6 separate regions of the Homo sapiens genome follow, and all the other regions are linked to region 6. The links are chromatin loops, found by intact Hi-C in ENCODE. Cell type or tissue: dorsolateral prefrontal cortex. All regions are shown on one strand.

Region 1 (5,000 bases), 53 kb after region 6:
GGAAGGTGGGAATTCAGAAATGCTGGGTGAACAGCATTAGTGATGATCACAGTGGCCCATGCAGTGTGCATCTCCTCTTTCTTTTTCCTAGGAGATTGCTGACTTTGGTTAGTTTTCTATCTCTCCTCCATGCTGACCATTAATTTAGGCAAAGCTAATCCCATTTTCTGACACCAGGAGTGGACTTTGATGCACTTAAGCCAAACAAAATAATACAAACTAACTGTGATTGTTTCAGGAAAGAAGACGAGATACAATTCAGGCTAATGAGATGCCATGCAAGGTTTGCAGAAGCTTTTGGGAAACTTTCTTTTCATTTTTTTAGGATATGTTCTGGGAGTAACTCCCCTGCTTTCCCTGGATGTGTGCGAGAAAGCATAGGCATCCACTTTCTGACCAACAGGAGACCCAGTCTCAGGATGGAGCAGACACCATGCATGGTAGAGCAGAGAGACAGATACAACCTAGGTCCTTGATGAAATGATTGGCCACTGGATCAGCCACAGTTAAAGACTGCCTACCTTTGGACTTCTGGTTATCTTAGGCCAAAAATGTCCTTTTTGTTTAAGGCACTTTGAGCCGGGTTTTCTAAGACCTAGCAGTCTCAACCATCCAAACTAATAAGCTGAATTAACTAGATTTCCTGTCATGTCCTTCCTGCCTGATTGGTAGCCCTTGACTCCAATTTGGCCTCATTTTCCGTACCTTACTGGCTGCCTTTTCCTCTACTCATAGGTCACTTGGAAATAAAATATAGATTTACTTCAAACTCCCACTATCACATGCATTTCTTTTCTTACTGACTTCACGGCCTTCAAATACGGCCTCATAATCATTTACTCTCTGTTAGGTTCCTCCAATGACTTGGATCACTCCTAGCCTGTCTTGATTGGCCACCTCCACACTAATGCCAAAAAGGATGCCAGTTCTCGATATCTCTGCTTCTTAAAAAACATGTCCTTTGTCTTGCTAAATTGTGTCTTCCCTACACAATGGTTGAAAACAAACCAGCCCCCCGGTCACACACTCTAAAATACAAAAGGTCAGTGAAGCAGTCCTCCACTGTGTCAGTGCACATGCTGTCACCAGGAGCGTTGTGACTTCAGGACCTGCTTCCTCGAGCCCTAACTTGGGGCTGCACTATTGAGGCCTCAGCAAGCTGATTTAAAGCTGCTATTGAAAAATCCCATCACATCCCATACGTGAGCTGAAGAGTGACAGTGGAGACAATTTCTACAGCACTTGTTACAGCAAAAGGCAGAAGCCCCGGCACTGGGGTGGGCAGGGGTGGGCTTTTAGATCCATATTTCAATGGGTATATTTTAGGTGAATTCTAATAGGAACGAAGTTAACACACTTTGTATGTCTCCCATCCTGGCTCATTTGCTGCCTAAATGTAAGAAGCTATGCCAAAGTAACTTACTCAAGTAGTTTGGGGGAAGTCAGGGACAAGGCAAAGCTATGAGTAATCTAGGAAAAGGAAATATTCTAGGGGCTGTTTGGAGCTAGAGGGAGTGGTGTTATTGATGTGACTGGACATGTGGAGTTTAAATTGGCCTTTTCTGAATTATTAAGAGTTTCTGATTTATACCACAGAAGACCTGAACTTTTTAGATTTACTGTCCTTGTATCCAACAGGGATGATTCCAGAGAGATTTCTGGCAGGTTCTACAAAAATATTCTGAGACTGACAGTTGCTTTGGGGAATAAAAAGACAACGTGTGTCTGCTTCTTTCAGCCCCTCTTCCTTCTCTCTGGCTCATTTTTTCAAGTCATGCAAAGCTTTCCCTAATACAATTGAGGCATACAAACTGTTAGAAGAATCGCTGTCTTAATGAACATCATTTAAGGAAGAGGGGAAGAAAGAAAGAGGCGAGGGACGGGGAGAGAGAACAGAAGCCTGTTATCTTGCTGGTTTGGCTTCCTCTCATCCAGAAGGCTGACTTTCCGGCAATGGGAAGGAGGATGGGTCAAATTATGGTAATTAGGATCTTGTGTGGCAGCTCGTGATGTGCATTTCCTTCATTTCATTGTTTCTCTTCATGTTTGCTGGAAGACCAAATAATACACTTCTATGTTTGTGCCAAAGGATTATTCTTGGGATTCAGAAGACGAATGGCCATCAGAGAGCATGTCTGGCCCATCTTTCCGGAAAGGTTTTCAGTGGGATGAGGCAGGTGGCTTAGTAGAATCAGGTGACTTGTTTCTAGGGGACTTTAGACGCTTTAGAAGAAAATAAAAAGGTTTTAAGAACTTCTCTGTGGATCTGTTATCCAGGTGCTAACCACCTAGTTGGATTATTATTATTTTTCCTTCTTCCTGCTACACATATTTTGTCTTCCAAGAGGCTCAAGTTGTAGGAAAAGCACATAGGGAGATAAGTATAGCTCATTTTCTTATCCAAAGGAGGTTGCAGTAATTTCTCCTATTAGAACAGCAAATTCCCTCCAACCCAGACCTTGGTCTTTTCCCATCCATTGTGTGACGTGATTGGCAACTTCTAAGTGACGACACAGAGGCTGATTCTTTCTAACTGCCAATCAGTCACGGTGCAGGTCACCTTTAAATTCACTTTATATTAAACAAGAAAAGAAAGGAACTGCTTGAAACACTGAACTGCTTGATTAGATGGAAATTCTTGTAGCCTATTTTAATGGAACCATAATTTCCAGCAGCTATTTTTGAGAAGAAACTATTAAAGAAACATTGGCTCTTGAATTTAATGTGATCGCACACATCACTAGCTGTGTGATGAACATCTGCTTTTAAAGTAGGGCTCACACTGACAGCCACCGTAATTCTACTTCTTTGCTATCAACATCAGCCCTGTGGTTCCAGTTATTCAACACCATTCCCCATGTGGCAAATTTATATAGCTTTCAGTTCATGCCTTTTCTGGGAAGGCCTGTGGCAACTTTGCCCATGTTTTGATTGTTCTTTGAGTCACAAATAGCAGGAATACCAACGCTATGCATTCATCATGTGCCAATGATGACAGCACCAAGAAGTTTCAGGTCTGGGGTCCTCTGGTCCACTATCTCATTTTGTGAAAGAAACTAGGGTTCAAGTGACCTCCTCAAAATTTGTTGGCTATTTAGAGCAGATTTGTTAAGAGAATGCAGAGGCTTTTTACTGTGTTTTATTGAAGTGTAATGTGTAGTATTATACTTCTATAGTATATAAGAAAAAGTGTGCCGATCATACGTGTATGTTCAGTGAATTCACAAAGTGGGAACATCTGTCTTGCCAGCACCCAGCTCAAGAAACAGCTCCAGTTCCTTTATGCTCCCTTCCCATCCACACCGAGCCTCTCTAAGAGTGATTCCATCTTGACTTCTAACACCTTAGACTAATGTTGCTTGTGTTTAAACGTTATATTAATGGGTCTAAAAATCCCTAAACCAGTTCGCTTTCCACTACCACAGTTTCTTTGGGCACCACCTTCTCCTATGGGAGATACCACAAGAGTTCGAGTTTCAAAAATGAGACTGGGAAGGAAAACCACATTCAATTTTGACATCAGATTTTCATCATAATCAAGTTGGCAGCTCTATAATCTTCCATAGTTAGAGACAAGGCTACTAGAGTTAAGTTGCTAAAAAACCAAACCAAAACAAACCCAGCTCTTGTCTGGTCAGCTGTCAGTGCAGGTCCAGCTGGTTGCTGCTCGGTCACTCTAATGACTGTGAGTGTTAGTTCAAACCATTCTTTAGAAAAATGTGTTACCTTTTTGTGGCTGCTATTGATTTTTACCCTGACATATTATTATTCTTGACAATATTGCTTTTTTACCACTGACATCTTAGTAAACCCAGAGTCAGAAATATCACTGGACTGCTTTTAAAATTTCTTCACAATGAAAAACCAGCTTTCTACATCTTATTTCCTGTAACGCAAAGCTAGCCTTTCTGTTTGCCTGCTTTCATGTTGATTTAAACACTTGGTTTTCTGTTACAAATATTTCCCACCTCTCCTCTGTTTTTCCCCTCTTTTGTCCAGGAGGTGATGTAAATGTACATGCTTTATTAACCACCCAGTTGCGCAAGGATGTTCTGACTGCATCTTAGAAATGCTAGCAGGGCCAGGCGCGGTGGCTCACGCCTGTAATCCCATCACTTTGGGAGGCCGAGGTGGGCAGATCACCTGAGGTCAGGAGTTTGAGAACAGCCTAGCCAACAAGGTGGAACCCCGTCTCTACCAAAAATACAAAAATTAGCTGGGTGTGGTGGCAGGTGCCTGTAATCCCAGCTACTCAAGAGGCTCAGGCAGGAGAATCACTTGAAACTGGGAGGTAGAGGTTGCAGTGAGCCAAGATCATGCCATTGCACTCCAGCCTGGGCGACAAGAGCTAGACTCCATCTCAAAAAACAAAAAAAATGCTAGCAAATAGCAGGATCCGATGCAGACTGATGGTCAGCTCACAGGAAACATCAGATTTCCATCTTTTGGTCACACATCCTTCTTTGCACAGTCAGATACTTCCCAAAGCAGTTTTTTTATGTACTGAAAGAAAGATAAGTAGATGCAGAATTGAGTTTACCAGCTATCCAAACTCAGCATATTTGTGGATCATCTCATTTTTCTGCTCTATAAGTTACCGAATATGAGAAAACCAGAATATATCCTCCCTGTCTGGTAAGTGAAGGGGGTAAAGTTATAGTAGCAAAAACAAGGTACAGGAACAAAGTGCTTGTGGGAGCTCTCCAGGAAACATTATATACAGCCTCGTACTCTCTTACCCAGAGGCAGCAGTCTCGAGGAACTGTAAGAGCCAATAGTGAAAAAGCTATTTAGTCATGGATGGTACCATGTCAAGGTGAACTAAAATAAGTAGCCATGACGGAGATAATTAATTCATCTGTAATAGAGTCTGGACTCACGGAGAATTCTAGCAGTTTTTGGATTAAATTGGGTGAGACACTTGCTATGGCTTCCAGGCCAGAAGCTGGCCAGAAAGGAGTTTGCTTGGAATTTTTGTTTTTATTTTTATTGGCTGTCAA
Region 2 (5,000 bases), 620 kb after region 6:
AATTCTATAAGGGGTACAAAAATATAGTTACATAGAAGGAATAAGTTCTAGTATTTGATAGTACAGTAGTGAAATTATAGTTAACAATAATTTGTTGTATATTTCAAAACAGCTAGAAGAAAAGAATTGTAATGTTCCCAACACAAAGAAAAAAGATAAATGTTTGAGGTGATAGGTAGCCCAATTGCCCTGACTTGACCAACACACATTGTATATATGCTTCAGACTATTGCATGTACCCCAAATACATGTACAACTATGACATATCAGTAACAAAATACAAAAATATTCTAGATAATACAAACTAACCTGTAGTGATGAAAAGCAAATCAATGGTTGCCTTGATCCAAGCTGGGATGCAAGAGGGTGGAATGATGAAGAGTAATGACAAAACTTCTTGGAGTGAGGATATGTTCATTATTTTGATGGTGGTGATGGTTTCACAGGTATATATTATGTCAAAGTTTATCAAACTGTACCCTTCAAATTTGTACAGTTTATTATATGTTCAGGTACACTTCAAAAATCTCAAGAAATCAACTCAAGGCTAAAACCCAATAAAAATAAGTAAAGGGTATGCATAACCAATTCACAAGGGAAGAAAGCAAATGGCCAATAAAAAGACAAGAAGATACCTTAATTATCAATCAAGACAACTTGAAACAACAAGTTTTAAAAATTATCTTCGCTTATCAGATGAAAAACTTTCAAAAGATTTATAATATCCATTGTTGAGGAGGGTGGGGAGTAACAGGCATTCTCATATGTTGTTGTGGGGTTGTGGATTGAAGGGTAATTTGTATCTATCAAAATAAAAGTTGCATATATCTTTTGATACATTTCTAGGAATCTATCCTATAGAAATAATTACACAAACTAGCAAATATATGTAGAGAAATGTCAACTGCAACATTATATGAAATAATAGTAGCAACAATAAAACCCCCAAACTACGTATCAATGGAATTTTTAAAAATTATGGTAGCTTCAAACAATAAAATATTATGCAGCAGTTAAACAGAATGAGGTAGATACAAACATATTGAATTGGAGCAGTGTCCACAGTTATTCCTAAGTGAAAAAGCAAGATAAAGAGTGATCTTTTTGTTTAAAAAAAAAAGGTTATGCTTGTGTGTATGGGTGCACATATGCATGTAAACAAAATATTTCATCTGGGAAGTATAAAGTATAGAAATAAGGAGAGATTTCCACTTTCTACTTTATATACTTCTAGAGTTTTCAGATTTACATTCTCTTTTTCCCTTATGAAGTTTATGTAAGATTTTATTTATATAAAGCAATATATGTTTTTAAAAAGTGTACTGATGTCTACAGTTGATACTGTATCTTAACCTATTCCCCTATGGGAGAGTCTCTGGAATGCTTAGACTCCTATCAGCTCCCTGCCATCTGCATGTCATTTGTGTCCCATGTTTTACTTCTGTCCCTTTTCAAATCCTTCAAATTAGACATTATCACTATTATTATCATCATTTTTGTAATGTTTTAGATTTATCTGTAAACCACTTTCATCACCATTGCTTCTTGGATTTTAGACCTTCCCTTTCATATCATTTTCCTTCTTCTTGAAGTTAACTTTTACGTGTTCCTTATGTGTAAATTTGTTGGTGACAAACTAAGTTTCTATTTATCAAATTAAATAATTTATTTATTTTGTTCTCATTCTTGGAGGAAGGTTTTCTGCATACAAAATTTGAGTTAGATATGTTCTCTCAGCACTTTGTAGCTATTCTCCCCCTCCTGATCTTCATTGTTGAGGTCAGAAGTCTACTTGCTATTTGTGGTTCCCTGTTAGGTATCTGACTTTCCTCTTACTCTGTCTGTATGATCTTCTGTTTGTTTTTGGTATTCTGCAGTGTGGTGAGATGGATTAAAGTAAATTCTGCAGTATCACATGGCATGGGTGAGGAACAGGCAGTGCTGGGCAACATTCACAGTGAGCAAGAATCTGTGGGTCCCAGTTCTTCCTCTACCCTGTCGAGAGCTATGCCACTGTGGGACACGCGGCCAAGTTGAGGCGAAGAGGCACCCCTCTCCTCTCATGTCTTTTTTTTTTAATTGAGAGAGCATAAGAATAATCTTTTCAGTGGGCCAACTATAGATTACTTGGTGATAGGGAAATGCTCATTTTGATGTTGACTTAATTTAGATGTTAGCTGTTTACAGGAATTTTCTGGGAAACCCAGCTGCCTAGCACTTTAGAAGTCTTGGGGCCAGTAAGAAGTTGCAGCCGTTCCTGTTGCGGGTGGAAGGTAGCTCCTGCCCAAACTAGTTCATTGTCCAGGCAAAAGAGAGTCCTGGAATCTCTATCAGTTACTTTCATTGCGGTACCATCATTCCATCCTCTAACCTCAGCTCTCCTCACATACCTGACACGGGAGGAGAGAGAGTGAGCAGTTATTTGCTTCCCCTTGCACCCCAGGTCCTTTATTTTGGGGTTCGGATATGTCTAATTCACCAGTTGGGGTTTGTTAAATCCCTGAGGGGCAAGGCACATTCTGGGTCCTTTCCTTGTGATGTGAGCAGCTCTCGGGAGCCAGTTGTTATTTTGACTCCAAGGGTGACATCTAGAGGCAGAGCCGAGTAGCTGCAGCGCTACCTTCAGTATCTGAATCTTCCTCTCAGCAATCAGCTGAGGTCCTTTCCCGGGTGACCAGGACTACGGCCAGGGGACAGGGGTCGCGGGCAGAGACTTCTCCCACAATTTCGATCCTTCATTCCCATTTCAGACGGCATTCCGGTCAGACTTGGCCCTCCACTCTGGAAGCCATCAGCAGGGAGTCGTGATGAACTGTCAAGATTTAGCAAAAGACCAAAAACTAAGTCCGGTAAGAAGTGTGCTCCCTGCTTTGAGCATCAGCGACCCCCCTGGAGCGGGAAAGGAGGGCGGATGAAGCAGACGACCAAGCCCCACACGTGTCCTCCAGTCCAAACAGACACGACCAGGGTAGGAATCCTCTGGCTCTCTGCTAGCGCTGGTTTGCAGGGCGGCACCAGGGTTGGGTGGATGGGGCCAGCGTGAGGCCTGGCCGGGTCACACTCACCTTCTAGGACTGGGAGGCTGTGGATTTGGAGGGCAAGGACAATTTCCTTGATCTCTAAGGAGAATCGAATTTCGCCATCCCCAGGACCTTCTTGCCCATTGTCTTCCTCATGGCTTTCTTCCCTCCTCACTGACTTTCCAAGAGGTCCCCCAGTCCCCCAAAAAAACTGCTCCAGCTTTTTTCTTTCCCGTTTACCCAGCCCCAGAAGCTTTCGTGCATCCAGTCAGGGTTTTTCTATCAGTCCTCTGCTTTTTTCTTTCTCTATCCCACAGCTGCAGCTGCCTACGAACACCCAAGGAAATGGGCCCAGAGCCAGACCTCATCACTGTCCTTGACAACCCCTCCACTCAATTGAGGGATTTTCCTAATTTGGCATGCTGTCTCCAGATGGTGCAGCCTCTGGCTCAGGGAAAGCTCACGTCAATACTGTTCAAGAATGGGGAGGGCATGCCTGCCCCCTCCTCTTTGGTCAGTCCAGCAATTTTTCCAGCAATAGTAGGCCCTGCAATTGTTTGATCTTAATCTATGGAGTTCCCATCCATAGATGCTTCTCTCTAGAGGATGTCCATTTTTTTTCTGCCCAGAATCAGGTGACACTACTGACCACCTACCCCTTTTCCAGTCTCCCTGGTTTAATCTAGAAGTTTCAGAATCAGCTTACTGAAAGGCAGTTTGGTAAATACATTAAAAGTCTTCAAACTCTATAGACATTTTGTCCTAGTAATTCCAATTCTAGGATGTTAACCCAAGAAAATAATTGAACACATCAAGATCTATATACAAACATATTCAGAGAAATTTTTATAAAAGGAAAAATTGAGAATAACTTTAAGGTTTAGTTGGTGGTTGGATAAATAAATCACGGTGCACCTATGCAAATGAATTCTATGTAACAGCTATGTTGTAGCCATTTTAAATTACACTGGAGATCTGTAGTTCCTGAAATTAAAACATATTCACAATTTCCTGTAAGGAGTAAAGCAATCTACAAAACAGTACATGTAATATGTTCCTGATATGGTTTGGATCTGTGTCCCTGAACAAATCTCGCGTCAAATTATAATCCCCAGTGTTGGAGGTAGGGCCTGGTGGGAGGTGACTAGATCATGAGGGCAGCTTCTCATGAATGGTTTTCACCATCATGAGATGGTTTAGCATTCTCATAAATGGTTTAGCACCTTCTCCTTGGTGCTGTTCTCATGATAATCAGTGAGTTATCATGTGGCATCTCCCCACACCTTTACTGCTGCTCCAGCCATGTGAAGACAGCTTACTCCTGCTTTGCCTTCTGACATGAGTAAAAGCTCCCTGAGGCCTCCCCAGAAGCAGATGCTGCCATGCTTGTTGTACAGCCTGTGGAACTATGAGCCAATTAAACCTCTTTTCCTTATAAATTACCCAGTCTCAGATATTTCTTTATAGCAATGAGAGGATGGGTTAATACAATTCCCAGTACATGTCTCATTTGACCTTCTGCGCCATTTAACACTGCTGATTATTCCCTTTTACTTAAATCTTTCGTAGTTTTTATGACACCTCTTTCTTCATTCCTAATTTTTCTGTAATTTCTCTGGCTGCCTAGGCCTTCTCCATCTGATACTCCTCTATTTTTTGCTCACTTCTGAATGCTAATGTTTCTCAGGCTTCCATACTCTCCTTCTTTTATCTTCTCATTCTATCCATTCTCCTTGAGTGACTTCACTTATTATATGAATTTCACAACCATCTAAATGTTAATGACTCCTAAATCTAAGTGTTTAGCTCAAATGGCTTTCCTGAGCTCCTGAATCATTTAGCTAACTTGGCATCACCATTTGGATGTTTTCCAGGCCCCTCATATTCTACCTGCCTGAAACAGAATTCATTTTCCCTCTCCTAGTATTCCTGACCTCATGATGGCCACTGCTCCACTCAGTATCCTGGCAGTCATTGTTG
Region 3 (5,000 bases), 54 kb before region 6:
GCTGGTCACGGTGTGCCATATTTGGGCCAAAAGGAAACAGCCTGTTAGGCTTTACATCACAGAGCACTTTATTTTTTATTTATTTGTTTTTATTTTTATTTACTTTTGAGATGGAGTCTCACTCTGTCACCCAGGCCAGAGTGCAGTGGCATGATCTTGGTTCACTGCAACCTCTGCCTCCCAGGTTCAAGCGATTCTCCTGCCTCAGCCTCCCCAGTAGCTGGGATTACAGTCATGTGCCACCACACCTGGCTGATTTTTGTGTTTTTAGTAGAGACAGGGTTTTGCCATGTTGGCCAGGCTGGTCTTGAACTCCTGACCTCAAGTGATCCACCTGCCTCGGCCTCCCAAAGTGTTGGGATTATAGGCATGAGCCACTGTGCCCAGCCGAGGTTTTGCGTCACAGAGCCCTTTAAAACACAAGATAAGATATGGTTTCTGAATGTGTGCTAGAAAATCCTCTGGATCATTCTGTTGTTGTTTTTGGTATGTTCCCCCTTGTTTTTCAACACACTTAAAAAAATCGTATCCACATTATGATCTTAATGAACTTCTCTCAGCAAGAGAACTCACGGTTACTTTAATATACCCAGACTACACAGAGGATAATTGAAATATGATCATGTCATAATGATGATTAGTCTATAATGATTATCTGAGATTGAGTCATGCTGGCAGAAGCCCTACGGAAAGGAATACTTTCTTTAGATATTATTAAAAGCAAAACAATCAACCACTGTGGAAAGCAGTTTGGAAATTTCTCCAACAACTTAAAACAGAACTATCATTCAACCCAGCAATCCCATTAGTGGCTATATGCCCAAAGGAAAATAAATCCTTCTACCAAAAAGACACATGCACTCATATGTTCGTTGCAGCACTATTAACAATAGGAAAGACATGGGATCCACCTAGGGGCCCATTAGTAGTGGACTGGATAAAGAAAATGTGGTACATATACACCATGGAATACTATGTGGCCATAAAAAATTGGCTGGGCATTGTGGCTCATGCCTGCAATCCCAGCACTTTGGGAGGCCAAGGTGGGCAGATCACTTGAGGTCAGGAGTTCGAGACCAGCCTGGTCAATATGGCGAAAACCCATCTCTACTAAAAATACAAAAATTAGCTAGGCATGGTGGCAGGCACCTGTAGTCTCAAGCTACTTGGGAGGCTGAGGCAGGAGAACCACTTGAACCCGGGAGGCAGAGGTTGCAGTGAGCTGAGATCACACCACTGCACTCCAGCCTGGGTGACAGAGCAAGACGCTGTCTCAAAAAAAAAAAAAAAAAAAAGTATAACTAGAAGGATGAATAGGGAGACCACAGAGGGCCATCTATGTGTGTGTGGGGCAGGGGAAAACGGGGTCAGGAGGGTAGTCCTCATTTTCTTGAGGTTCTCAAGTAAGTACACTCCTAATTTCATAATAGAAAAGCCTGCTTTGGTGTGAATCATTTGTTGGCATCCATGAACCAGAGACTCCCTGTTTCTCTCTCCTTGGTGCTAAGCTGCCTGGTTTGACTTTATGACATCACAGGATGAAGGAAAAGTAAGATTGCCAAGAAGGAAGTACATGTATCTAAGGCTGCATCCCAGTCAGGGTAAGACCTGTTCTCAGTGGGCTGGGAAGGGAGCAGTGAGTGTTGGAAGGACTTTAGATCAGACCCCAGGGTAGTGACACCCATACCTGCGGGAGGTAGAGGGGAGAAGGAAGCCTCCGGCAGGGCAGATGTCTCCCTGGGAAGATCCTCAGCTCTCTTACAGGAAGGTTCCGGGAACATTTGCGGCCAGTTTCACAAAACTTTCTCTTTCTCCTTCATCATCTGGGCCCACAGCCTGGGGCCTGACCCTAACAGGTCATTCATCAACAACCCTTCTTGAATCTGCTCTGGTCTTGGGTCACCCGTGGCCTTCATATGGCCAAATCCCTCATTAGATCCCTCGCTGTAACTTCACTCTTTTTGTTTTTCTTGAGACAGAATCTCACTCTGTTGCCCATGCTGGAGTGCAGTGGCGTGATCTCGGCTCACTGTAACCTCCGCCTCCCTGGTTCAAGCGATTCTCCTGCCTAAGCTTCCCGAGTAGCTGTGATTACAGGTATGCGCCACCATGCCCAGCTAATTTTTTATTTTTAGTACAGATGGGGTTTCACCATGTTGGCCAGGCTGGTCTCGAACTCCTGAGCTCAGGTGATCCACCCACCTCGGCCTCCCAAAGTGCTGGGATTATAGGAGTGAGCCACCGCACCCGGCCTAATCTCACTATTGATTAGTCAGTCCTTCATTCCTAAAGCTCTCTTCTTCTTCTCCCTCCTCCCCCTCCTCCTCCTCCTCCTTCTCCTCTCCCTCCTCCTCTTCCTCCTCTTCTTTTTGAGACAGGGTCTTGCTCTGTGACTCAGGCTTCTTGACTACAGCGGCACAATCATAGCTCACTGTGGCCTCTACCACCTCCAGGCTCAAATGATCCTCCCACCTCAGCCTCCCACATAACTAGGACCACAGGCACGCGTTACCATGCCCAGCTAATTTAAAATTTTTTTTTATAGAGATGGGGTCTCATTATGTTTCCCAGGCTGGTTTCAAACTCCCGGACTCAAGTGATCCTCCCACCTTGGTCTCCTGAAGTATTGGGATTACAGGCATGAGCCACTGCACCTGGCCATTAAAGGTTTCTTCTTTGTTGAGTATTGTCAACTCTGGGACTGTACTTCTGACCCACAGTATCTGTGGTGGGCAGGGAGCTGAGAAGTAAGTGGGAAAATGAAAGTGTGAAGCCAGTGAGCCAGGCCTGGAATAGGGTGAGGCAAGTGAGTGTCTAGGGTATAAAATTTAAGGAGCTCACTTGCAGGGTCATGCAAGTGTGAGGTGAGTGCTTCTTTAAAACTTGCAGGGCCAGTCGTGGTGGCTCATGCTTGTAATCCCAGCACTTCGGGAGGCTAAGGTGGCAGGATTGCTTGACCCAGGAGTTCAAGACCAGCCTGGGCAACATAAGGAGATGCTGTGTCTACAGAAAATAAAAAAAAATTAGCCAGGTGTGATGGTGCACACCAGTGGTCCCAGCTATGTGGGAGGTTTAGGTGGGAGGATCGTTTGAGACCAGGAGGTCGAGGCTGCAGTGAGCCATGAACGCACCACTGCACTCCAGACTGGATGACAGAGCAAGACTGTCTCAAAAAACAAGCAAACAAACAAAAAAACAAAAAAGCTTGCCCCCTAGGTACCTAGCTTGCCTCACCCTAATCCCAGCCTTGCCCATGAGTGCATGCTGCTCATCAGAAGGCGTGCTGGGAATGTTTGCTTGGATTTGAGTTACTTAGACACTGCGACCAGAGCATATTTTTTCTTCCTACTGCATGACACCACCACGCAACAGAAACCCCAGGGCATGCAGAAGTTCTGCAGACTCTTAGGCTGAATAATAATAACCAGCTGTGATCAGAACACAACCACTCCCCACAGAATATCAGGAAAACACTTTGTTGGGGGAGTAAAATTAGAATGTTATTACAACTACTTAGATAGTATGCACATGAAGAGTTTTCCACCTGAAGGCTTGGCAAGGACTAGCTCTTCAAACAGATTTGTAAAGAGAGTAAGTGGAAGGAAATAAAAGTCAGAATTTTCCTCTCCAGATGTGGCCATCACTCCTTCAGTCTTAAGACCGTGAGACACGAGGACAATTTGCAGAATTTGGTGGAAGCATCAGTGTGGTGTAATTGCCACCTTGTGAAACATTCTGCTCTTTTAAAAACTTGGCTAACATTTCCCATGCACCATGGATGTTGCCTATCAGGGGAGGTAATTTAAAATATGTCACATTCTCCCAGGTTTGTACAGAGCAGGAATGAATAAATAAGTCATTCAATGCTGCTTTGGATCTTTGTTCAGTCAGATTTGTCCTTGTAACATGTCATGGGCTCGGAGTTGCCCATGTTACATTTCCAAAGGGCTCTTTGCAAATCCTTTTCAAAGCTGTCATTTGAATCACTGCTCATGAGTGCAGCATTTATAATGGCCCTATTGTCCAGGCTATCTAAATGCTACTTGGCTGAATTTTCCACGTGTTTACAGATGTTGAAATGTCTCCTGTGGTTGGTTTCTGCTCATTGTTCCTGTCTGACCTTTTTAATTAGGGTCTGGAGCCCCCACAGTCAGGAGAGCTGACTCCTCCTGTCTCCCTTTGGATCTGACATACCGATTTCAACACAGGAGACGATGGAGGATAATTACTAAAATTATTCTAGCTACTTATGCAGATCTTCGGTGAGAAGGGGCAGAAAATGGCCTAAGAGTCAGGCCTTGATAATTCTGTGCTATTTCTGTATGCAGTGGACAATGAGACTTTGACACAAGGCACAACACTTTCTCATGTGTTTTTTTCTTTGGAAAGTAAGTATTTCACAAGAAGGGATTTCAATTAACTCATGAACGTCTCTTTCTCTTCTTCCACTCATTCCCCTTAAGGAACACTGTGAAATATATTAAAAGCAAGAAAACAGGCACAATTACTTGGCAGGCCTTACCCAGGCACATTGAAAATAGAATGTTGCTGCTGATTTATAAATCCTAATAATATTAACTGTCCAGTTTTGGCATGAAGCCATTCCATATTTTACATAGGTTGAAAGGCTTTTACTATTGAAGCCCAGAAGACAGGTCCATGGCAGGGTGACAGTGTAGCATCCTTGACTCTTAGTGCATTTGATGAGAACTAATAAATTGGCGGCCAGGCACGGCGGTGGCTCACGCCTGTAATCCCAGCACTTTGGGAGGCCAAGGCAGGCAAATCACCTGAGGTCAGGAGTTCGAAACCAGCGTGTCCAACATGGTAAAACCCTGTCTTTACTAAAAATACAAAAATTAGCCAGGTATGGTGGCAGGTGCTTGTAATCCCAGCTACTTGGGAGGCTGAGGCAGGATAATCACTTGAACCCAGGAGGCAGAGGTTGCAGTGAGTTGAGATCACGCCACTGCACTCCAACCTGGGTGACAGAGTAAGAC
Region 4 (5,000 bases), 200 kb after region 6:
ATTTCACAGAAATAAAGCTCAGAATCATAATTCCTCATTGTGCATACTTGGAGTGCTATTTTTCTTCACTCACAATGATGTTGATGATAGCTTAAAGAATGTTAATAGCGATTAGGGCGTGCTATAGAAAATAAAACTTGGAGTCCTTGGTGAGCAACTAGTGACTCAAGTGGAAGTGAACAAATTCTTTAAAATGCATGTTTGTCAACGGAATAGCTGATTTACTAGCCCACTTACAATACAGCTCAAATTGGGTTGTTGGTGCACATAATGTACTTAGGCTTCACATCAGTGTTATTACCTCTTTTTTATGTAATCTGGGAAATGAGGCTCACAGAGGTTAAGTGCCTTGTTCTTGGTTATTTGGTAAGTAAGAGGTGGTGTCTAGAGTAAAACCTAGTCCTGCCTGAGGGTGAAGCCTCATGTCTCACTACACCTCATTGTCTGGAGAGCTATGGGGGAGCCTATCCAGGAGAATTAAAGTCCTATTCCAAAGCACATCAGCATAGGTGTATTGTACTTTAAGAAAACCCAATCCAGCACTTTGGGAGGCCGAGGCGGGCAGATCATGAGGTCAGAAGATCGAGACCATCCTGGCTAACACAGTGAAACCCCGTCTCTACTAAAAATACAAAAAATTAGCCAGGTGTGGTGGCGGGCGCCTGTAGTCCCAGCTACTCGGGAGGCTGAGGCAGGAGAATGGCGTGAACCCGGGAGGCGGAGCTTGCAGTGAGCCAAGATCACGCCACTGCACTCCAGCCTGGGCAACAGAGCAAGACTCCATCTAAAAAAAAAAAAAAAAAAAAAAAAAGAAAACCCAATAGAGCAAATATGTCAGGAGAGTTGCCTCACTTTCCATGAAGATTTAGACATGCACCTTTGGTACATTTTGCTGCATTTATACATGATTTCCTTCACAGAACTACTTCGCATTCTCTTTTTGTCAAGAACACAATTATTGTGAGATCATCTTAGGGAACATAGTACTCATCGAGGAATTTTTTAAAAAATTATTTTCACTGGGCAATTATATTTCATGGATTATATGCACACCATCCATCCTCGTCCAAGTTTTGTTTCTAATGCACTTTTGTCTCCCACTTTCCCTTTTTGAAAGCAAAAATAAATAGGCGGAATAGTAAGCTAAACCAAGAGGGTCATTGCTGGGCAAAATTAATCTTTGCAAACCAAAATAAAGCAGTTTTGAAAAAAACAGAGTTGGAGAAATGCATCATTAAACAGAGCTGTTTTTATGGCCAGCCTCATTAGCCATAACCCCGGCCCACCCAGTGAAGAATGCCTGGGTTTACTATGCATATGTGAAATAAGCAAAGCATAAGCTGTGTCTACACAGGCAAAGCGATATGAAGAATTCAGATAATCATGCATAAAATTCAATGGAAAAACCTGAATGGCTGCCTCTTGGTTATGTTGGGAACATTTTTATAGAAAGATCACAGTGGAGACAAGGTCTGGGAACTGCAGAGGGGCTGTGGGGTGGGGTGGTGTAATAGAGAAGAGACCTGGGTTAATGGTCCTCAACACTATTTTTCAAAACCACTTAGGAGCTTTAAAAACATGCCAATAGCTCAAGATTGATCTGGCATGAAGCTTGGGCCTCCTGTAGTTTAAAAGCTCCTCAAGGTGATACTTACGTTCAGCAGGGCCGGGAAACCACTGGGATAGATGACAGACACATGGGCAGCAGGGAGGGGGAGGAATGTCCCAAGCGGGAGCAACAGGCACTAACAAGGGAGAAGAGTCTGCTCCAAGGCCTCCCTCACAGCTCCACAGCTAAGTATAAAGCCATGACTCCTGCTGGATATCACATACTGCTGAATATCAACGAGTCCTTCTACCAAGAAAATTCAGTCTTAAACATCATAAAGTGCTCAGCTTGGCACTTTATGAAGAAAATGCTCCTAACTGAGTCTTAGGACAGATTCCAGGTGTTGCTTTCCTGGGAGCGGGCATGGATGCTGCCAATGCATCCTTGCTTTTTCCTGTGTCGGCTTTCATATAATCACCCAATAATATTTATGTGCCTGTGTTACAGGCAGTTTATGAAAAAGGAGTTTCTGTGAAACTGTTGGGTTAAGGAAAGTTAGTAAAGCACTCTCACAGCATTGGCAGGCAACATTTGGGTTAGTGTTTGCACAAGGGCTATGGGAAAGAGGATGTGGAGGGGGGCATGAGGTTTTGCACCTATAGCCATGGGATCGATCACTCTACAGATACAGTTCTGAGTTTTGCTAGAAAGATCCAGCAAACAAAACTGTAATTAATGACTGCATCAGTGAAATATTTGTCTGGTAATAAATGAGGTACTTGGTAATTAGCATTTTGACTAATCTGTGAAATCAATGACCAGCTATTTTGACAACTGTCAGTTCAGAAATGAGAAAAGTTTTTTTTATCAATGGCTATACTCTCCCCATAGAGTTAACACTTAGCAAAGAACTAGTAGTTGACATCCGTTAATGATGCTTGGATTTGAACTACATTAGCTTATCGAAGCTCACCAATAGATTTCTCAGGGTTTCTCATGGATAAGATCATGGTTCAATAGCCACCCAAGAAAATCCTGCAAGTTTCACCACGTAGGATGGGAGTTCCTTTGTAAATGAGCTATGCCCTGGCATTTTTGGAAGCTTTACACTGAAGATGGAGCCCCCTGCTGGATCTTGCGCAGGTGGCCTAAATCTAAATTTAAGCAAAACCAGTAGTTTTCAGCTTTGGTTGCCCACTAGAATCATCTGGGGAGCTTTTAAAAAGCCCAGGCTGCATCTCAGACCAAATAATTTATTTCCTTTGGGGTGGGGTCCAGGCTCTTTGGGTGATTCCAGTGCACAGCCAGGGTTAATCTCTACTGACCGCAAGCCCTCTGTGGGGCACTCAATTTCTTTACTGCTCTAGTTTTACCCTGGAGATTGCAAGACTTAAATTTCTAGGAACTCTTCAAGAAAATCCATACAAAAATATACAGTGTAGGTATCTAATGTGTAACAGTCCTTGTGCTAGTAGTAGTAGTAGTTAAGAGTAACAACAAGAATAATACTGAAATTATCTATTACCTCATTTAATCAAAAGAAAAAGTGTTTGAGGTAGGTACTATTATTACATCTATCTTAAAAATGAGAAAACTGAGTCTTATGAAGCTTTCATGAATCTCTGGGAAGGCTCAGAATTTTTATTTACCATGTCCCTTTTTTATTTCCTGCAGGAAAGCTTGGTAAAGAAGGGGTCAGAAGGAAATGAAACCAGAAGGCCTGCCCTCCTATAGAGAGAGCCAGATGAACAAATTAGGCTCTACCAAAAGGAGAGATTTGGTGGATCCAATTTTATCCGAAGTTTAGACTTCAGATTCATGCCCCCTCTGCAAAGTAGAAACAAAGCTGATTCTATTTGAAAAATATAGAAAACAAAAGACATAAATAAATAACCTTAAAAATTCTTGGCCAAATATCACTAAAGTTAGACTAAAAAGAAGGTAAGCTTTTAACTTTGTAAAACTGGAGAAAACTGAAAAATCACTGTGTATCACAAGATTAAAACAATAACAACAACACAATGACAGCTCAAGAAGCAGGTGCTGGGTTATAGTTGTATAATCTTTTTACATGTGGAATGCCTGCTGGTAAAGGGGGAACCTTCAGGGGCTTAGGCTTCCACCAGCTGCCTTCTGACGGATCTGGCAGCAGATGGAAGCCTGATGCTCTCCAGCCTTCTCCTGTCGCACCCTGCATGTGAGAGTGGGGGCCCAGGCTATGGGAAGGAACCAGAGAGGAGGGCAAGCAGTGGCTGTATTTCTGCATGGAGAGGTAAGAATCTCTACATTTATTAATAAGGAGGAGAAAGGAGAGAAAAAATTCCCAAGTGAGAAGCTTCATTTTGTAAAAACAACTTATACTGAGCTCTAGAAATTGAAGGGGGAAGTAAACAAAAATTTTCAGTTGGAAACATTCTTATTTATGTTTGTTCTCTACCATATTTATTCCAGAACAACCAGATTACTCTAGGGGAGGAATAGCAAATAAAGCAATTTGTGAATCTTGGAAGTTATGTTGGTCAGTAGAAAATCTCTGTGTGAAGTAATTTAAATACTGCTCCTGAAGAATCTTTAAGAGTCATAACCTAGGGCCAGGTACGGTGGCTCACGACTGTACCTGGGAGGCTGAGGTGGGCGGATCACTTGAGGCAAGGAGTTCGAGACCAGTCTGGCCAAGATGCTGAAACCCTGTCTCTACTAAAAACACAAAAATTAGTTGGGTGTGGTGGCACACACCTGTAATTCCAGATATTTGGGAGGCTGAGGCATGAGAATCGCTTGAACCTGGGAGGCAGAGGCTGCAGTGAGCTGAGATTGCACCACTGCACTCCAGTCTGGGTGACAGAGCAAGACTCTGTAAAAAAAAAAAAAAAAAAAAAAAAGTAATAACATAAAAATCTGTTATTTTTATTGTCCATTTTGTTATGTCTGGGCATAAAACTTGGGTTGCTTTTCATCACTTATGTATTACTTCAAAAACATCAGCTACTATTTTGAGGTATAGATAACAGATACCTATCACATCCATGAAAAGTCATTTTCTTCGGTAATCACCTACATTTCATACAGGGGAAAGTATTTTTTTCTATACCTATAAATAATAAAATGAAGTTCTGATAGAACCGAATCTTTCTGAGAATGTGAACAGGCAATCTTGTGAACATTTTAACTGGGGACTTTCTAATCTCTCCAATTTGTTTCTCCTATCATATAAAGCTTTCCCCCTCCCCTCAATTTAAGAAGGAATTTGTCATGGAAACCACAGGCCAGAGCGCATCAGCAGAGTGACTATCCACTAAAGAAATCCTCTCATTTTTCATGTAATGGAAACTTCCAAGAAAGGGAAGTGTATACTCAAATACTACTCTTTCTCCAAAAGAAATCTGTTCTGATTCTCTGGTATACCTCTAACGAAAATGGAACAAATGATGGCTACTTATTGAGAGATAAT
Region 5 (5,000 bases), 80 kb after region 6:
CGAGTATTTAAGTCCAGCATTTGTGTGTACATGAAAAATTATTTGGATATTCTCAGAGAAAGCTCTGCTATGTAAATGCCAGTGTTAATGGTATACTTCTCCAATCTTTTACCTTCTCTTTATTGAGACCATGAGCAGGCAAGTAACTCAGCTATGTTTTATAGAACCTGTTTCTGTTTGTGATTCCACTTCTTTGGCTCCCTGCACTCCAAACTCAAAATGAGTGTCAGCCTCTTAGAGCCTCAGAATTTTTAGTTGCTCATATGCTACACTTGTCTTCTGTTTGGGGTCATATAATACATCCCTCCATGGCATTCAGAGGAAGTGATCTACCTTTTTCCTTTAAGTCTCCTGAAGTAACTATGCAACCTTCCTTGATAACTCTGTAAGAGATACAGTGTATTGTAGTTCCAGAATATCTCGTACCAGGCTGACTCTGGCTTTCTGGCTGAGCCTTAAAGGTAAATGGGGGTTTGGGAGAAACCCTTTTTCTTAGCCCTTGATATGTTAAATAAAGAAATTCAGAAAATCCTATATTGCTTATAAGCAATTGTCTTGGTGCAAAATTTTGTATGTCAAAAATAAAATGTTAATTTTTTCCTGTTAGATTGAACCATATGAAATTGCTATTTTTTCCACCTTCAACCATGTCCCCGCAAATGACGTAAACTCATCCTTTTTTTATGGCTGCATAGTATTCCACGGCATATATGTGCCACATTTTCTTTATCCAGTCTATTATTGATGGACATTTGGGTTGGTTCCAAGTCTTTGCTATTGTGGAAACCATCATTCTCAACAAACTATCACAAGAACAGAAAACCAAACACCGCATGTTCTCACTCATAAGTGGGAGTTGAACAATGAGAACACATGGACACAGGGAGGGGAACATCACACACCGGGGCCTGTCGGGGGTTGGGGGGGCTAAAAGAGGGACAGCATTAGCAGAAATACCTAATGTAGATGACGGGTTGATGGGTGCAGCAAACCACCATGGCACGTGTATACCTATGTAACAAACCTGCATGTTCTGCACATGTACCCCAGAACTTAAAGTATAATAATAATAAAAAAAGAAATTGCTATTTTTATAGGTCAAAAAGTTTTAGTGTTGGCAATTTTCTCTGGTTCAACTTAATAGATGTATACTTTCTTTAACAATCCTACACTTGAGAATTTGGGCTTTAGGCTGTTTAAGGAGAATGCCTTGTACTTTGAAAGGCAAAAAAGAAATGGACATTAATGTTTTGCTGAAATATGTCTTTTTGTCTTCAAAACTTGCTCTTCCTGGTCCCTTCTTAATGACAGTAAGAACAGCTGCTCATAGGCCTCTCTGCTCAAACTTGAAGAGTGCAATTGAACACAGCTCAACTGTGCTTCTATAGATAACATGAAGCCAGAAGGCTGCTGGTTCTCTGTTGTATTCACTGGTTAGATGGAAAAAGTAAGTATTTAATGAGAAACTCCTGAGATGTTTGAAATGATAGCTACATCTCTATTTCTTTCCCCAATGACAGAGGGAAATCTGGTTTCTGGATTAACTACTGAATAGCAACTGCAGTCAACAGCTGATGGAATCTTGCAGGAAGACTAAGCTGGTGTTCAGAGAAGTTTTGTTCAGGCATCCCATTTTATTTCACTCATACTATCCAATGGCTGTGTTTGCATGTGGATATGAAAGTATCTGAATATTCTGATTAACATTTGTATGAAGGATTTCTGTCTACTAAAGAGTGCAACAGAATAGACCATCTGGAGAGAGGGCTGTTTCATTCCGATGGAAGGTGGCAACAAAGTTGTCATCTAAAAGGAGGATGCTGGGAGTGGTATTCTGTTCCTGGAAATAAAAGTCAACCTAATCCTTTGTGCCGAGGGCTTTGCTTGCTGGATCGATTTCTCATTGTCTGAAAACTGCCAGTCACAGAAATAATACAACCAGCTGGCTATCTAGCAGGGATTCTGCTGCTAGGAAGAGGAGCATCTGTAGATGACAAAGGGACACTAAGGGTCCTTAGAAATTCCCTGCATTGTCATCTGATACCACTTAGTCACACAGCACCCCTAGGTGTGTGGGTGACAGGGCAGGCTCAAGCCCAACTCTGCTGATTCCATTAATAAAAATGGCCATGCCAAGGGTGATTGCACTCCCTGGAGATGGGAGTGTGATGTCGGTTCACAAAAGGCCAATGATACGTTGCCCTCTGGTGTCAACTTTTTCTTACTGAGGCAAGAAAAAGTGTTCCCAGCAACTTCTCAGACTCCCTCAGCCCACTGACCAGGTCACTGTACTTGCAAACGACATAGAACATGAAGATAAAAACTATAAATCTGAGATATTTCCAGTAAGTCAAAGGAAAGCAGAGGCAATGTTCTTGCTTTTTTTTTTTTTTTTTCACGAGAATAATCACAAGGGTGTTTGGGTATCTGCTTCAGTCTTTCATGAGTATTTTCCATGAAGGCTGATGGGGAAGAAGTCAGTAGCTTCTTTTTCTTTGCTGAAAGAGTCATTATCTCAGAGACTTAGGGATTAGCAAATGGGATACCATGTGATGAGGATGAGAGGATAGAAAACAGTCTGGAAATATTTGCTTTTAGGCAAAGATGAAATCACAAGGTTCATTTATTTCCTTTGTTCTACAATTTCCTTAAAGGCCAAGTCACATGAAGATAATGTAAATAAAAATTACCTTAGGAATGGGAAAAAGAAAAAGAAACCAAGTCTGATGGGTGACTGTTGAGAAAGGGAGTTGGAAGCCACTGAACTCTGGGCTTTTGTTCTCAAGCCAACCCGTGGATTTGGTACTATACTTTGATTAATCTATCTAACTTCCACGTCTTTTTCAATAAAATTTCTCCCTACCTCTTGAGGAAGTTGCAAGATTGGGTTTAATTATTGTTTGTACTTTGAGAGGCTCAAGGAAAGTACTTCGAGATACAAAGCAGTATAAGAAAGGAAGCTAAGAATACTTTTATAAAAGAAGAAAAGTGTACACAGGGTACCTAAATTTCATTTTGGAGGAATGAAAAATGTAAACTTTACCCAGAAACTATATAAATACCAGTCAGAGAGATGCAGATTGCCTTCTGTGGATCACATGATATCGGAGGTGGGGTGATTCCTCTGGCTGTTCCCTGAATTTTCAGATATTCTCTCTAGGTCCTCTCCAAGACAGAAGCAATCTGCCAGAGGCACCTCTGGGTTTGCAGATCCTCTAGCATTCACAGTGTCTTTCGGAGCTCATTCCCTGATTGCAGGGCCAAATGGCCTCTCTCAGCTCCATCTTACCCGGAGCTGCTCTGATCGTGACAGTTTCTATATGACCACTGCTAGTCTTCTCACCAAGGGCACTAACCTAGCAGACTACAGAGTCTGTAAATAATGGTTACTTTGAGAAATGTCACTCTTCAGGAAGTCCTACCTTATCGCATTTAATCAGAACTTTAACTTTTATTATGTTTGTGATAACTTTACTCAAAATTTGAAGCTATTCAGTGATTCTTTCAGCTTTTTAAAAAGAAAATCGAAGTTCCTTATGATAAAGACAAGCAAATTACAATGTTTCTCATGATTATAAACTCTGCTAAATGCAAATAATAATGGAAATAAAATGCATGAATTTGGTGTGCAAACCAAGGCTAAGCTGTTTTGGGTTTGGTGTCCATCAAATTTGAACTTTGCCACAGTTTGGCAAAATAATAGAGCAGAAAAACTTAAGAGAATAGGAAATTACGAGAAAAATAATGGGAGTGGGAAGTGGTGGAGAGAATGCAAGCAGAAAGGAATGTTTGCTCTCTTTCTCATCCTTTGATGTCAACCTTCTGCCACTCATCTGAGGGTCCCAGAATCAGAAGTTTCTTGCACAAGATTAGAAGTATGGTTTTCAAACTGTGTGCCAAGGAACCCAAGAGGTTCTTTTTCAGGGGCTTCCTCATGGTTGGGGAGGAAGACGAAAATCTCCATTCCCTTTTCCCCAGTAATTTCATGGGCTTGGCAGTAAAATGGAATCCTAATGAGAGGGCCAATTATAGTTTTCCAGGTGAAATTTAGCCCATTAAGTATTTTAGTTTTAAAGTTAAGATCATTAGAAAATGTACAAGGTGGAGAAAATCAGCATAGATGAGAAACAATCCAAGTGAAAGATCCTCTTTGCTATTGGTTCATGTCCCTAGTGGCTGGACTTTCTAAGAGGATGTAAGAGCCTTGTCAAAGATAGTGCTCCTTATATTGGCCTCTACCAAAGCCTTGCTCCCATGGCATTCAGACTCTCAAGTCAATACGATTTAGTTTTTGATCATTCCACTCATTGCTCTCTAGATAATCTCCCATATCAACAAAGTTTCTTTTGTTCTCTAGAAAGCCAAGATACCAACAAAGCTCGACATTACCATCCACAGAAACTACTTTAGCATTAGGATCATTCCGTATCATCATATGGATTTCTGTGCCAACTCAGGAACAAATGATGGTATAGCAGAAAAGATATTGAAACAAGCCATACAGCAGGGTTTAGCAAATTATGAGAGCTGACTACAAAACAGGGAAGAACATGGTGAAGTTTCAAAACTATTCCATAGTAGTGGTCAGGAGTGTGGAGGTTGGATGCATTTGATGTTGACCATGAAGGATTGCCAGAACTTGTCCTGAACACTTCTGCACAAGTGTGTGGAGCCTGGACTTCCATCACTGTGCTACAGTAATCAGACATCTGCATTGCATATAAACTGTGGGGAGCGGAAATGCCCACTGAAAGACCTGTTGGGAGAGAATTACAATAATTTAGCCTCTATCATGGGGCTCTGCTCTGCTGCTACAAGGTCATCATGGGAGAAACAACGGAGTATCTTGCAGAAAGTTAGAATTTGGTCCTTTGCCCTTTCAGTATTGCACTTTGTACATGTATAAGCTCAATAACTATTAGTTAAAGATGGTGCAGAAAATGCCTTTGTAATTTCTCTTGGGAAATGGCTTTCTTTGCAAAAGGTAGGTTGAAAGGAAA
Region 6 (5,000 bases):
TCTGGGGAAGCAGTTGTTGGGGCTCAGAAAACAACACCCAAAATGAAGCCCTCAGAAGCAGGCTCAGAAGCAAAAGATCTTCTCTGACCTTCTCTTGCTCTCCTGTCTCCCAGTCCCATTCTCCCCCAAGGCTAGCCTTAGAAACGATAACGGCAAAAACCGCAATTACTTTTATTTATTTATTTTTTGTGACGGAGTTTCACTCTTGTTGCCCAGGCTGGAGTGCAATGGTGTGATCTCGGCTCACCGCAACCTCTGCCTCCCAGGTTCAAGTGATTCTCCTGCCTCAGCCTCCTGAGTAGCTGGGATTACAGGCATGTGCCACCACGCCTGGCTAATTTTGTATTTTTAGTAGAGACGGGGCTTCTCCATGTTGGTCAGGCTGGTCACGAACTCCCAACCTCAAGTGATCCGCCCACCTTGGCCTCCCAAACTGCTGGGATTACAGGCGTGAGCCACCGCGCCCGGCCTAAAAAAACCACAATTACTTTTGCACGAACCTAATAGAATTCCTCTTCCCCAAGGCTGGTCACAGAAACCAGAACCCTTTTTTTCCAAAGCCAGCCATAACATCTAAATATATTACTCTAACTTTCCCTCTGCTCTATCTGTATAAAAACTGGCCATAAAGGAATTTTCTGATCCACCTTGTTTGACTATGGGCCATAAGGCCCCCATTCCAGGGAGAGTCCTGCCCCACATCCAGAAGGAAGGAATGCTGGCTCAGAGAGGCCAAGAAGAATCTAGACAGAGAGGCCCTGCTGGGTTTCCCCACTCAGTCTATTAGCAGTAGATCCTAACCTTTTTGTCCAATCACATTTCTATATGGCTGTCCCTACTTTGTTGAACCTCTGCATAAAAATGGGCAATTTCTCCTGAATCTTTGGATCTTCATTCTGAAGGCTCCCAGGTATACATGTTAAATAAATTTATATGCCTTTTCTCTTATTAATTAATCTGCCGCATGTCACTGACTTTTCAGTGAACCTTAAGTGGGCCAAGGGCCTTGGCCCCCACACAGTGCAGGGCCACCCAGCCCCCAGGAGCCAGGCTGGTCTGTGCAGGGCCCTGAGGGAGCAAATTAATGTGTGTCTCTGTCAGATGGCTAGGCTCTGTTGGCTGGTTCTTCAGACTCTCGGGAGCTCAGTTAGTTTTGGGGTTTCCTCTATGGCAAGACATGAAGGCCTGGCCAAATCTAGAGCTTCTAGTAGTTCTCAGAACTAAGCTGGAGTAACTAGAAGCAGAAAAGAAGGCAGAGTTGGCTGGGCACAGTGGCTCACACCTGTAATCCCAGAACTTCCGGAGGCCGAAGTGGGTGGATGGCTTGAGCCCAGGAGTTCAAGACCAGCCTGGGCAACACAGTGAAACCCCAACTCTACTAAAAGTACAAAAATTAGCCGGGTGTGGTAGCACATGCCTGTAGTCCCAGCTACTTGGGTGGGAGGCTGAGGTGGGAGGATTGCTTGACTCCAGAGGTGGAAGTTGCAGTGAGTTGAGATCACGCCACTGCACTCCAGCCTGGCAATCTGACAAACCGGGTGACAGAGTGAGATTTTGTCTACAACAACAACAACAACAACAAAAAAAAAACCAAAAAAACAAAAAAAGGCAGAGTTCTCATCATCACCATGGCTAACTAGGAAGCCAGCTTGGCATATTCGCATGCTGATATGCCACCAGGCCTCCAGGCTGATATTTTAGGATCTCAGGCCATAGATGTGCCCCTTCTTCTGAAATATTTAGAAAGTATTTCAGGCTGAGGCTTGCACAGACAGTGGGGTGCTTTGCTGTGGCTCAGGGGCAGCCCATAGGACTCCTTTCCTCCTCCTTTCCCCTTCTCCTTTTCCCTTCCTCTCCCTCCCTCCCTTTCCTCAGACACCTGCAGTTTCCAATTTGGTCACTAGAGGGCTCAGCAGGACAATGATTATCCTAGGAAGGGGCAAAGAAGGACCTGCAAGAAGCCTGAAACCCACCCCCAACTCCAAGCTGGCTGTTTTTTGGGGGCTCTCCAGCAAAGGGAGAACTAAGGCAAAGAGCTCGTGACTCTTGCCTGCCTGCCCATCATCATCAGCGGGAAGACCAACTAGTCTTGTGTGGCTGCCCAAGAATGCCATTTTCCTCTTCAAACAAACAGTGCTACCGTTGTCACAGGAGAAGGAATGGTAACACCAGGGCAGTGATAGTTGCCAAGAAGGGCCTATAGTCCCCTTCCATTATCTCCAACAGCTGCTTCCCTCAAATGACATGGTGGATTGTCATCTTTCAATCTCATGTGAAGTGCCATGCAGAGGCGGCATCAAGAGTCCTCTTGTACAACCCTTCCAGCCAGATGAGCTGCCTCTCATTCCCTTCTCTGCCAAAATTCTGGAGCTGAAATTCTATCCTGGTAATACTTTCTGAGGCCATAGCTCTTTGTGGTGCTATTTGTCCAGCGCATTAGAACATAAGAAGTACACAAGAAATGATCCACTTCTGTGATTTTCCCTATTCTACCATATCCTGTCCTGCTCCTCCCACCAGATTTCGAATCAGTGTCAGATTCAGGGAAGGCTGCTGCAGACTAGATGTGTTATTTTGGAAAAAGTTGTGTATTCGGCTAAACTTGATATCTGAAAACCCAAATGGACCAAAATGTTAAATCAAGTGATGATTTTTTGCTCTCTAAAAAAGATTCATCATAGCCGGTCACAGTGGCTCACGCCTGTAATCCCAGCACTTTGGGAGGCCAAGGCAGGCGGATCACTTGAGGTCAGGAGTTCGATACCAGGCTGGCCAACATGGCGAAATCTCGTCTCTATTAAAAATACAAAACATTAGCTGGGCATGGTTGCATGTAGCTGTAGTCCCAGTTACTCAGGAGGCTGAGGCAGGAGAATCGCTCAAACCTGGGAGTCGGAGGTTGCAGTGAGCTGAGATCGTGCCACTGCACTCCAGTCTGGGCAACAGAGCAAGACTCCGTCTCCAAGAAAAAAAATTCACCATAAAAATGCCATTTACTTACCATGGAAAGAGAAAGCTCTGTTAAAAAAACGACATTGCATATTTGGTTAATAACTATAATTCCATAATTTTATGTAAAGGAAGGATGTATCTCAAAACTCTGCTGAAAGCTGGCATATGTGGGTTTCTATTCTTGCCTTATTGGCTTTTGAATTATTCTCTGACTGCCTCAGAGACTTCCCTGGCCTTGTTAACTTGGTCAGCAATACACTGAAAAGGAGAGAATGTAACCTTGTTCACCTGTTGGGTCTGCTCAAGTTCCAGAGCCCTGATCAGTGATATCTCAGGAAGAAGAGAAGTACATACCAGCTGGATAACCCCAAACTACTGAAATTGGCAGATTTGAGATGACCAAACCGGAGCTTGCCACATCTATCTGAGTTTGATAGGTCTGTGTAAAGGGCACAGGCTGTGTGCTCCTCATCTGCACTTTCTTCTTCCTGCCCTTGTTCTTCTTCAGTTAGTTACAGAAATTCACAAGGCCCTTGCTCCTGGAGGCTGTCCCCATTTGCAAAGCCTGACTATAACTTTTTTCATAATCCTACAGTGGAAAATGAATATTGCTGAGAGGAAACTGCATGAAAAACAGCCTGAGGTTACTCAGCAAACTTAGCATCATGTACTTTTGAAATCAGCTGCTTTCAAACTCATTTTACAGATGAGGAGCCCAAGAGAGGCAGAGCAACTTTCTCAAGCTCATCCAGATACTTCATAGCAGAGCCAGGACAGGGACCTGGGGTCCTTTTCGGGATGTAGCCTCCTTCACTTTTAAAAGGCTCTCCTGGTAGTGTGCAAGAGATTCTCTTCCAGAGAGAAAGGAACTGGGACATAACACAAAAAGATGCTTTGATGGGAAGAGGAGGATAAAGTTTTAATCCAGGCTCTGCCACCATCTTGGGCAAGTTACTTTCTCTCTTGAAACCTTGGCCATTTTCTATGAATTAAGGGATCTGGAGTCAAGGCTCTATCATCTCTAAGGACTCATCAGCTCTAGAATTCTGTTTCTAAACGATGGGTTGGGTCTCAACACTGCAGGGGTGTGGGCAGTGCTCAGTCATATCTCATGAGAGCCCCTCTAATTTTACATTCTTGTCATCTCTTCCAACTAACTTGGGAAGTTTCCTGCAAACTCACATTCAACACACAACAGAAACTTCAGTGAAATTGAGAACAAGAGGCAGTTCCAACCCTGCAATCACAGTCAGGATCATATTTTAAATGTTCCAGGTACGCTGTTAGGGACAAATCCCTCCTTCCCAATTTATTCTGTAAATCCAGTTTATCACATATTGAAATCACTCAGTTTGGATATATAGGTAATGGAAAATCAAGGAACACCAGAAGGAATTGTGTGTGTGCCCATGTGTGTGTATGTGTGAACAGTACAATGAAGGGCCACTAGAGTCCATATCTGGCTTGGAACCCATTATTCTTTTTCCTTCGTAGTCACAGTTTTGTTCCACATATATACGTGTTTCCATCGCATACATATGTGTACACAGGAAAATAATACATGAGAAGATGGCCTCTTTTCTCCGTGGCTCATTTTAGCCCTGTTACTTGGCACAATGGTGTTTGCTTTCACTTAGCATTCACTCTATGGAGACGCCCACAGCCGTAATCCACCAAAGGGTGGTGGCCCCAGAGAACACTGCATAGCAAAGGACAAGGTTTGTACAGAGATGCCCACATGCGTGGTTCACACTGTAGTAGTATGTTGCAGTGAGAGTGTGGACACATGCCTAGAATCCTAAAAGCTGATCATCCAAGTGCTCATTGTCAGAGAACAATAACCAAACACATCCCCCAGGACTCCCCAGCTCCTTCCCAGGGAGGTGCCAGGCTGACAGCTGCAAGTGCCAGGGATTGTGGGAGAGAGAAGTAAAAATATAAAATCAGGAACAAAGACAGAAGATTTATGGCTTGAAAGCGGCAGTTTCATGCGGCTCAAGTGCTAAGCGCTGAAAGCGGGAATCAGAAAACAGCGGAGAAAACATGCG

The links. A loop is a pair of places that touch in the nucleus more often than their neighbours do. Peaks named below come from ENCODE experiments on the same cell type or tissue, not always from the same donor. Only the 100,000 strongest peaks of a DNase experiment are listed, where the experiment ranks them.
Region 1: a loop joins it to region 6, with 4 times the contacts of the local background. A loop is called at or near these places in 3 of 110 quality-filtered maps.
Region 2: it touches region 6 in a loop (3.0-fold over the local background); 71 of 110 quality-filtered maps call a loop at or near these places.
Region 3: it touches region 6 in a loop (3-fold over the local background); 5 of 110 quality-filtered maps call a loop at or near these places.
Region 4: it touches region 6 in a loop (5-fold over the local background); 24 of 110 quality-filtered maps call a loop at or near these places.
Region 5: a loop joins it to region 6, with 7 times the contacts of the local background. A loop is called at or near these places in 10 of 110 quality-filtered maps.

Annotation. Positions count from the first base shown.
Region 1 is chr7:104,792,275-104,797,274 of GRCh38, reverse strand. The region is part of intron 2 of LHFPL3 (LHFPL tetraspan subfamily member 3); the gene reads right to left. It overlaps LHFPL3-AS1 (LHFPL3 antisense RNA 1), which reads left to right. Exons shown (of 4, transcript NR_034141.1): 4 at 326-769. Among named protein-coding and RNA genes, the nearest start is that of LHFPL3-AS1, 9.3 kb to the left of the region's middle. In dorsolateral prefrontal cortex, no CTCF peak of the experiment used is centred here; a DNase peak (open chromatin) is centred at 1,979; H3K4me3 peaks cover 484 bases; H3K27ac peaks cover 3,527 bases.
Region 2 is chr7:104,229,199-104,234,198 of GRCh38, reverse strand. No RefSeq gene overlaps it. Among named protein-coding and RNA genes, the nearest start is that of ORC5, 24 kb to the right of the region's middle. In dorsolateral prefrontal cortex, CTCF peaks have their summits at 2,388 and 2,589 (motif pointing left); a DNase peak (open chromatin) is centred at 2,598; H3K4me3 peaks cover 839 bases.
Region 3 is chr7:104,899,758-104,904,757 of GRCh38, reverse strand. The region is part of intron 2 of LHFPL3 (LHFPL tetraspan subfamily member 3); the gene reads right to left. All of the region lies in intron 3 of LHFPL3-AS2 (LHFPL3 antisense RNA 2), which reads left to right. Among named protein-coding and RNA genes, the nearest start is that of LHFPL3-AS2, 24 kb to the left of the region's middle. In dorsolateral prefrontal cortex, no CTCF peak of the experiment used is centred here; no DNase peak of the experiment used is centred here; H3K27ac peaks cover 2,598 bases.
Region 4 is chr7:104,641,466-104,646,465 of GRCh38, reverse strand. The region is part of intron 1 of LHFPL3 (LHFPL tetraspan subfamily member 3); the gene reads right to left. Among named protein-coding and RNA genes, the nearest start is that of LHFPL3-AS1, 160 kb to the left of the region's middle. In dorsolateral prefrontal cortex, a CTCF peak has its summit at 2,658 (motif pointing left); no DNase peak of the experiment used is centred here.
Region 5 is chr7:104,765,537-104,770,536 of GRCh38, reverse strand. All of the region lies in intron 2 of LHFPL3 (LHFPL tetraspan subfamily member 3), which reads right to left. Among named protein-coding and RNA genes, the nearest start is that of LHFPL3-AS1, 36 kb to the left of the region's middle. In dorsolateral prefrontal cortex, a CTCF peak has its summit at 2,213 (motif pointing left); a DNase peak (open chromatin) is centred at 2,190.
Region 6 is chr7:104,845,491-104,850,490 of GRCh38, reverse strand. The region is part of intron 2 of LHFPL3 (LHFPL tetraspan subfamily member 3); the gene reads right to left. Among named protein-coding and RNA genes, the nearest start is that of LHFPL3-AS1, 44 kb to the right of the region's middle. In dorsolateral prefrontal cortex, CTCF peaks have their summits at 1,694 and 1,900 (motif pointing right); DNase peaks (open chromatin) are centred at 1,900 and 4,730; H3K4me3 peaks cover 829 bases; H3K27ac peaks cover 3,276 bases; H3K27me3 peaks cover 533 bases.